Linked DNA regions of Mus musculus: region 2 is linked to region 1. Evidence: chromatin contacts called from ENCODE Hi-C or POLR2A ChIA-PET data. All regions are on one chromosome and are shown on one strand. The core of a region is the stretch at or near the end of the contact, and the rest is flanking DNA. Distances in the headings are between cores, read along the strand shown.

Region 1 (3,050 bases), core at 299-2,798:
ACAGAGTCCACCACAAACACAATACCATCTGTGCATCGGGTGTATGACTTCCACAGTGGTCTTAACTTCTCTTGACCACCTACATCCCAGAAGTGAAAAGTGACTGTTTTGGAATTGCCCAAGGTTACCTTAATTTTCTCAGTGTTAAATCCTTTGGTAGGTACGGTATTTACAAATTCGTTGAACTGCAGCCTGTATAAAACTGTTGTCTTTCCAGCACAGTCCAAACCCAGAATAACAATGTGAAAGGACTGAAAGGACGGCAGGCTGGACAGGATGGAAGTCTGGTCTGACAGTCCATTCCCCATTTCCAGCTGCAAATGGTGTCTCAAACTGAACGCGTTCTTCTTATCTGCTTACAATTTCTCTTCCTGGGTGATCGGGCTACGCGATTGCTGGGGAGGAAATGAGTAAGTTATTACTGTGAGCACATTAAAAATGGGGTTTCTCTACTTTCGCCAAAAATAAGCACATGAGGGACTTAATAAAACTTGCTGTGAGTAAACACACCAGATGAGGTAGTAGATGTATTCAATCCAAAACAAACGATGCCTAACTGTCACCCAAAGGCTTTCTTCGATCCACTCTAACTGCAGTAACGTGTACTTTTCTCTATTCTCTACGATCCCCGAACCTCAAAAGCTCATTCTGAAGACAACCCAGGCGCCACTATCTGGTGCCGGTCACCGTATCCACCACTAAAGTGCCTTTTCTTAGCAGAAAACTCAAAAAAAGCAGCCCTATCTGGGAGATCTAACCAGGCACGTCTCACCCGGCACCCAGGCTCACTTTCCTGGCTCCGTCCCCGCTACCAAAGCTCTCACCTCCCGGGCTGGAGTCGGGATTCCAATGGAGGGACATTGGCTGATGTGTCTCTCTCTCTCTCCCCGCGAGGAACACGCCACAGCTCCTCTCAACCGAGACCTCCGCGCCGCTCTGGCGGACGCCCCACAGGGAAGCCCAGACTCGGCCTCTGGCCACGCCCACCCTCACGGCCCACCCAGGCCCCGCGATCCCATTGGTCAGCGCGTCAGGGCCGCCCTGCCACTCCCGCCCCGGCGCCCTAATTGGCAAGGGTGCCTGCCACTCCCAGGGCGGCAGCGCCAGGGCTCGCTCTCGGCCCTCCGGCACCACCTGTTGCCCTGAGTGGGAAACGAGCAGGCATCGCAAAGGACGCCGAGCCCCTGCTGCAGGTCCGGTCGCTCGGCCGCCTCGCGCACCTGCAGCATGGGCCACGGTGACGCGGCCCTACGCGGCGGGAGCGGCCCACCGCGCCTCAGCTCGCCGTGCGCCCAGGCTCGCTGGGCCGCGCCAGCCCCTCTACACACCGAACGCCTCCGGCAATACTGCCTCCGCCCCGCCGCAGGCCTCTTCTCCAACATGACCCCGCGCCACTCACCTGGCTGACGGTCCTCCGTCGTCCCGCCTCCGCGGCTGTCAGCCGCCGGGGAGTCTGTCCCCGGGCAGCGGCGAGGCCTGACGGCGGCCGGGCCGACGCCGCGCGCCAGCCGGGCTAACGGTGCTCGCCAGCCTCGCTCCGGGCCGCGGCTCCGCCCCTCGCGCCGCGCCTGCCCGCGGGGGTCGCGCGCGCGCGTGCTGGCCGCGTCTCCTAGCAACGCCCAAACAAGGTCACGTTCCAACCCTTTCGGCGCCCGCCGCCGGCGCAGACGGGCGGGGCTTCGGCCGCGGGTTCTCGGTCTTTCTGCCGCCCCAGGCTGGGTGCGGGAGGGCGTCGCCGGTACCGCCCCTCTTCCTGTCACCCTAGGGCGGCCTCTGGGCGACCGCGGTGTTGATTCAGGGTCCTTGATGTTGGAGGACACTGGCCGGGTGGGTCCCTTACGTCACGTCACAAGGCAGCCTGGGGGAGTCTGCGCTGCCGCCCTCCCTAGCATGTGCTGGCTAGGATGGTAGCCTACCTTTTGTAAGCCAAGCGCTACCTCCTAAGTGAGTCTACGCCCCACAAGTTGGAACAGGAACCAATGCCCCTATTAAGGAGGAAGAAACGCACTTTGGAAACGCTAAATATTTCCAGTAGCCCAAGAAGAACGGGTGATGAAGCTGCAGCTGGTAACTTATGACTAGTGGTAAAGCACATTGGGCTCCATAGTGTAATTGTGTACCACTATGTTTGGCCTTAGGAGGCAAACTGTCGTTTTTGTGAATATTCCAGTCTTTGTAAAAACAGAATGAACCAAATTGGTCATGAACCAATTATAAAACGTGACCAGCAATCTTTTAAAGATGTTTAGAAAAACAAACAAAGGGCATTTTAAAGCTTGGTAGAACCTACAAGAAATTTTTATCTGGAAGGCTATAATAATAGTGCAATTTAAAAGTGTATTTTAAACTAGATTCTGGCCAAGCACTTGAGAGGCAGAGGCAGGCAGATCTGGATGCTTCAGGGCCAGCCTGGTCTACATAGAGAGTTGCAGGCCAGCCAAGGCTACGTAGTAAACCGTGACTCAATAGATACATAGATAGATAGATAGATAGATAGATAGATAGATAGATAGATAGATAGATTGTAACTTTCCTAAGAAATTTCCTGATCTTAAAATTACCATAGCCAGTAGTATTTATTTTATGAATAGTAGAAAGGATTGGGCTTCTTTCTGTTGTTTTTGTTTCTTTGTGGTTTAGTTTTTCTGTTGTTTTGTTGTTTTGGTTTTCGGGGCTTGTTTGTTTGGGTTTGGGGTTTTTTGTTTTGTTTTGGTTTGGTTTTTGGTTTTGTTTGTTTGATTTTTGGTTTTGGTTTTCAAGATAGGGTTTCTCTATGTAGCCCTGGACCAGGCTGGAATCAAACTCAGAAATTTGCCTGCCTCTGCCTCCCAAGTGCTGGGATTAAAGGCATGCACCACCCTCACCACTGCTCACCTTATTTCCATTGTTTTTAATAGCTGATATAAAAATCTAAGGAATAATAAGCACAGTGCCTAGCTTTAAGACAGCATCATTAATTTAGGAAGAAAAATCTCAAATGGCATATTCTATAAAGTTATTGAATGTAATCTGAACTAAAGATTGTAACTAAGTATGGGCTCTCATTAGCC
Region 2 (3,050 bases), core at 337-2,836, 40 kb before region 1:
GAGGGATACTAGCTCTTTCTTCTCGACTCTCACCTGAGTGGACAAAAACAAATAAAGAAAGAAACAAACAAAAAAACCTTTTTGTTTGTTTGTTCCTGGAATGTTGACAAGTAGCAATGTATGCATTTATGGGATCCAACGTGAAATGTGTCTACAATCTGAAATAACTGAACAGGTCTCATGAGCACAGCCATCCCCTCAGATGCTCATAATTCTCTGCTGCTGTTTAACCGAAACGTTGGACGTTTTCACTAATCACCCTACCAACCAATCAGCCTGGTAAAAGCCTGGGACAACTGTTGGGGTTTTTTTTCTGGCTGATTTATTTCACTTAGCATGCATGATGTCCTCTGAGTTTTTAAGTTTTTGCACATGATAGAACCTTCCTCCTTTTTGAGGCTGAATAGTGTTCTATAATATATGTATTAGTTGTCTGCTGGTGGACAATTAAATTTAATATATTACAGCTTTGACCAACAATGTCCTCTATGACTAGATTAAGACAATTACCTTAACAATAGGCATTTTGTGGAAAGAAGATTGTGCTCAGAGATATACCAAGTGGATAGACATCCTAGAGCTGTCTATCAGAATTCATGCAACCTTAACCATACACATTTATGCTGTTACAGCTTGGGGGGGGAAGAAGGGTGTTGGTTGTTATGCGATAGGAATGGGTAAGTCTCACTTCTTTTGTAAGATGGAAATGGCATGCAGAGAGGGAGTCTAGGGTGTTGAGAGGGCTATGCTGGGGTGAGGGCCTGAATTGAAAGCCCCAGCAAAATGGAAGGCTGTGTTTCACCAAGTGGGTGGTTTCTTCCCCTTCTCTCTGAGAAGTCACCATCAACGGAACAATCATCAAACCAAGGTCCCTACCCTCCTGGGTGGACACTGAGGACTGAGGGGGATGTTAGAAAGAGTAATGAAAATACCATATACTGAAGTACTGAGTTTGAGTCAGGGAAAACCTCTCCATATGTTTATTATTATTACTAATTATTATTAAAAGCCCCTAGGGAGGCAACGTTCTGTATTCATTTGACTACAATCCCCTTCACATTTGTTAAGAGTCAGAGAACCCAACTGAGAGACAAGAATTCTCAGACCCGAGGCAGACGGCAATTGCCTTTGTAATACAATAAAATGCTAAGCCTTACATTTCCCATTGTAATACGATTAGGTTTATAAGCCTAGCTGGATACTGGAAAGTCTTTTGGAAATAAACAAGGAAAAAAGAAAGAAAGAAAAACTATTTTCAGCCTGTTCTGCCCTGCTGCTGTATTATCCCAAATTGGCCAGTTTTATTTGAAGCATCCTAAACTGGAAAAAAAAAAAAAGGATAACAACAATAATAATACTCTCCTAAAATGCATTTTCAAAGCACACTGCTAAATTGGATCTGTTCCTAAGGTGAATGTGAGAAGGACAGGCCTTGGCAGATACTCCGATATCACACCTACTGCATTTGAAAAACAATCCCTCTACTCCATTCCTGCCCTCAACCTGCCATTGACCCAGCCCAGTCTTACACCCAAGCAAGGCCAGATGGGCTTCCTCCCCCAACACTTCCAGGCTGTACTGGTCTGGGCTGGGGCATTGTCTGGCTAATGGAATTCTGGAAAGAAGCCAGCGCTAGAGCCGGCCTGTGTGTGGTAGGGTTTTTTTTTTGTTTGTTTTGTTTTGTTTTGTTTTGTTTTGTTTTGTTTTGTTTTGAGTGATCACACACTTCAGTCTAAACTGAAGGTGGCAAGGGGTGGGGGAGAACTTAGAGGAGACCGCAGCATAAGGATGAGCTCTGCAAGTGGATAAGAAGTAAGCTCAGTCAACTGATGAGAAGAGAAAAATCATGGCAAAGATTTTAATCCCATGTGAAATGAAATCTCATCAAAGAAGGCATAGATAGGAAAAGCCTAAAATCCTACCTTCCAAAGATGTGTCAATAAGCAAGGGGCAGGATACACAGTCTTGGGTAAACTGCTCCGAGGGCAAAGGGCTGGCTGTCAGGAAATGAGCTTAAGCAAAGGAAACGGAGTGGTCTGGTCAGAGGATTTACACGACTGGTTTTTACCAGCGGGAGCTTTTGGTTTGCTTTTGATGCGAAGATACTTGCCTTGTCTTTTTCACAAGTACAAAAAAAAGAAAAAAGAAAAAAAGAAAAACCAGTGTAAAAAGATAACATCTGGAGCAGTCCCCCCCCCCCCCCCCCACACACCCATGGCTCTCTTACAGAAAACTGTCTTCTTGCAGTCCAGTCCTTGATCTGGCCTGAACTGCTGGGTTGAAAGGAGTTGGGGGATGGGGGGGCGGGGAGGGTGGATAAGAAGTTGGGCGCTGAAGCCTTTCCTCTGGCCAGTCAATTGGCATTGAAAGATTCCACATTAAGTCATCTGATGGAATTCTCACAAAGCAAGCCAAAGGCGCCGTGTTGTGTGCCAGGGGTGTGCTGAGTCCTTGTTATCACCCTATGTTTATACACAGTCTAATTGAAAAGTTTGCTTACAGCATCTGTACAGGTCTCAGAAGATGCTAATAACAACCACCACAGATCGTTGTCCCTCAATCCTCAATCTGCAGAAAGTCTAAAATGTTCATAGGAAATAAGTCTTCAAAGATCAAAGAGTATACCAGACTCTTATGACTCAAGGTTTTCTGAGGAATGCTAGCTCTTTGGCCTGTACTTTTCTTTGTGGGGGGTGGGGGTGGTATCAGAAGCCTATGAAAAGCACCTTTACAAAGGTGTGTCTAAAAAAACAAAAAACAAACAAACAAAAACAAAACTTCCTTGAACCCAATTCTGTGGTCTACAGCATTAGGCAAGTTGGACTGCCGGTGTACAAGGAAGGACCTGATCCGTGAGACCTCTGTGTTCGTCCACTAGCTATGCAAAAGAAAATAAAAGAAGGAAATCAGACCTAAGTAATGTTAATCCCAAAGATTCGAGGAGAGAGAATGCCAAAAACAAATCATCATGGCCAAATTAAGTAAAGCAAGCTTTTCCACTCCTGTGCATGGGCTGCCTCCCACTAAGGCAAGAGGTTAACACCGGACAT

What was found. Hi-C counts contacts between places; a loop is a spot of excess contacts on that map. ChIA-PET counts read pairs that join two places held with the same protein, here RNA polymerase II (POLR2A).
Region 2: a map of heart shows a loop between it and region 1 (2.2-fold over the local background). The contact joins the enhancer-like site here to the promoter of Arl4a in region 1. A Hi-C loop is called at or near these places in 2 of 37 maps with a recorded cell type or tissue (gastrocnemius and heart). POLR2A ChIA-PET finds 5 or more read pairs at or near these places in 3 of 5 experiments (all embryonic stem cell).

What each region holds. Positions count from the first base shown.
Region 1 is chr12:40,036,439-40,039,488 of GRCm38, forward strand. It overlaps Arl4a (ADP-ribosylation factor-like 4A), which reads right to left and starts at 1,549. Exons shown (of 2, transcript NM_001039515.1): 1 at 1,400-1,549; 2 at 1-395. The coding sequence starts at 308. Arl4aos (ADP-ribosylation factor-like 4A, opposite strand) reads left to right here and starts at 1,639. Exons shown (of 3, transcript NR_166749.1): 1 at 1,639-2,067.
Region 2 is chr12:39,996,724-39,999,773 of GRCm38, forward strand. No RefSeq gene overlaps it. Among named protein-coding and RNA genes, the nearest start is that of Arl4a, 40 kb to the right of the region's middle. Within about 2 kb of position 1,587, at least 1 of the 3 ENCODE cell types and tissues checked has a DNase peak (open chromatin) inside an H3K27ac peak, as active enhancers do; it is gastrocnemius, where a contact is called at or near this core.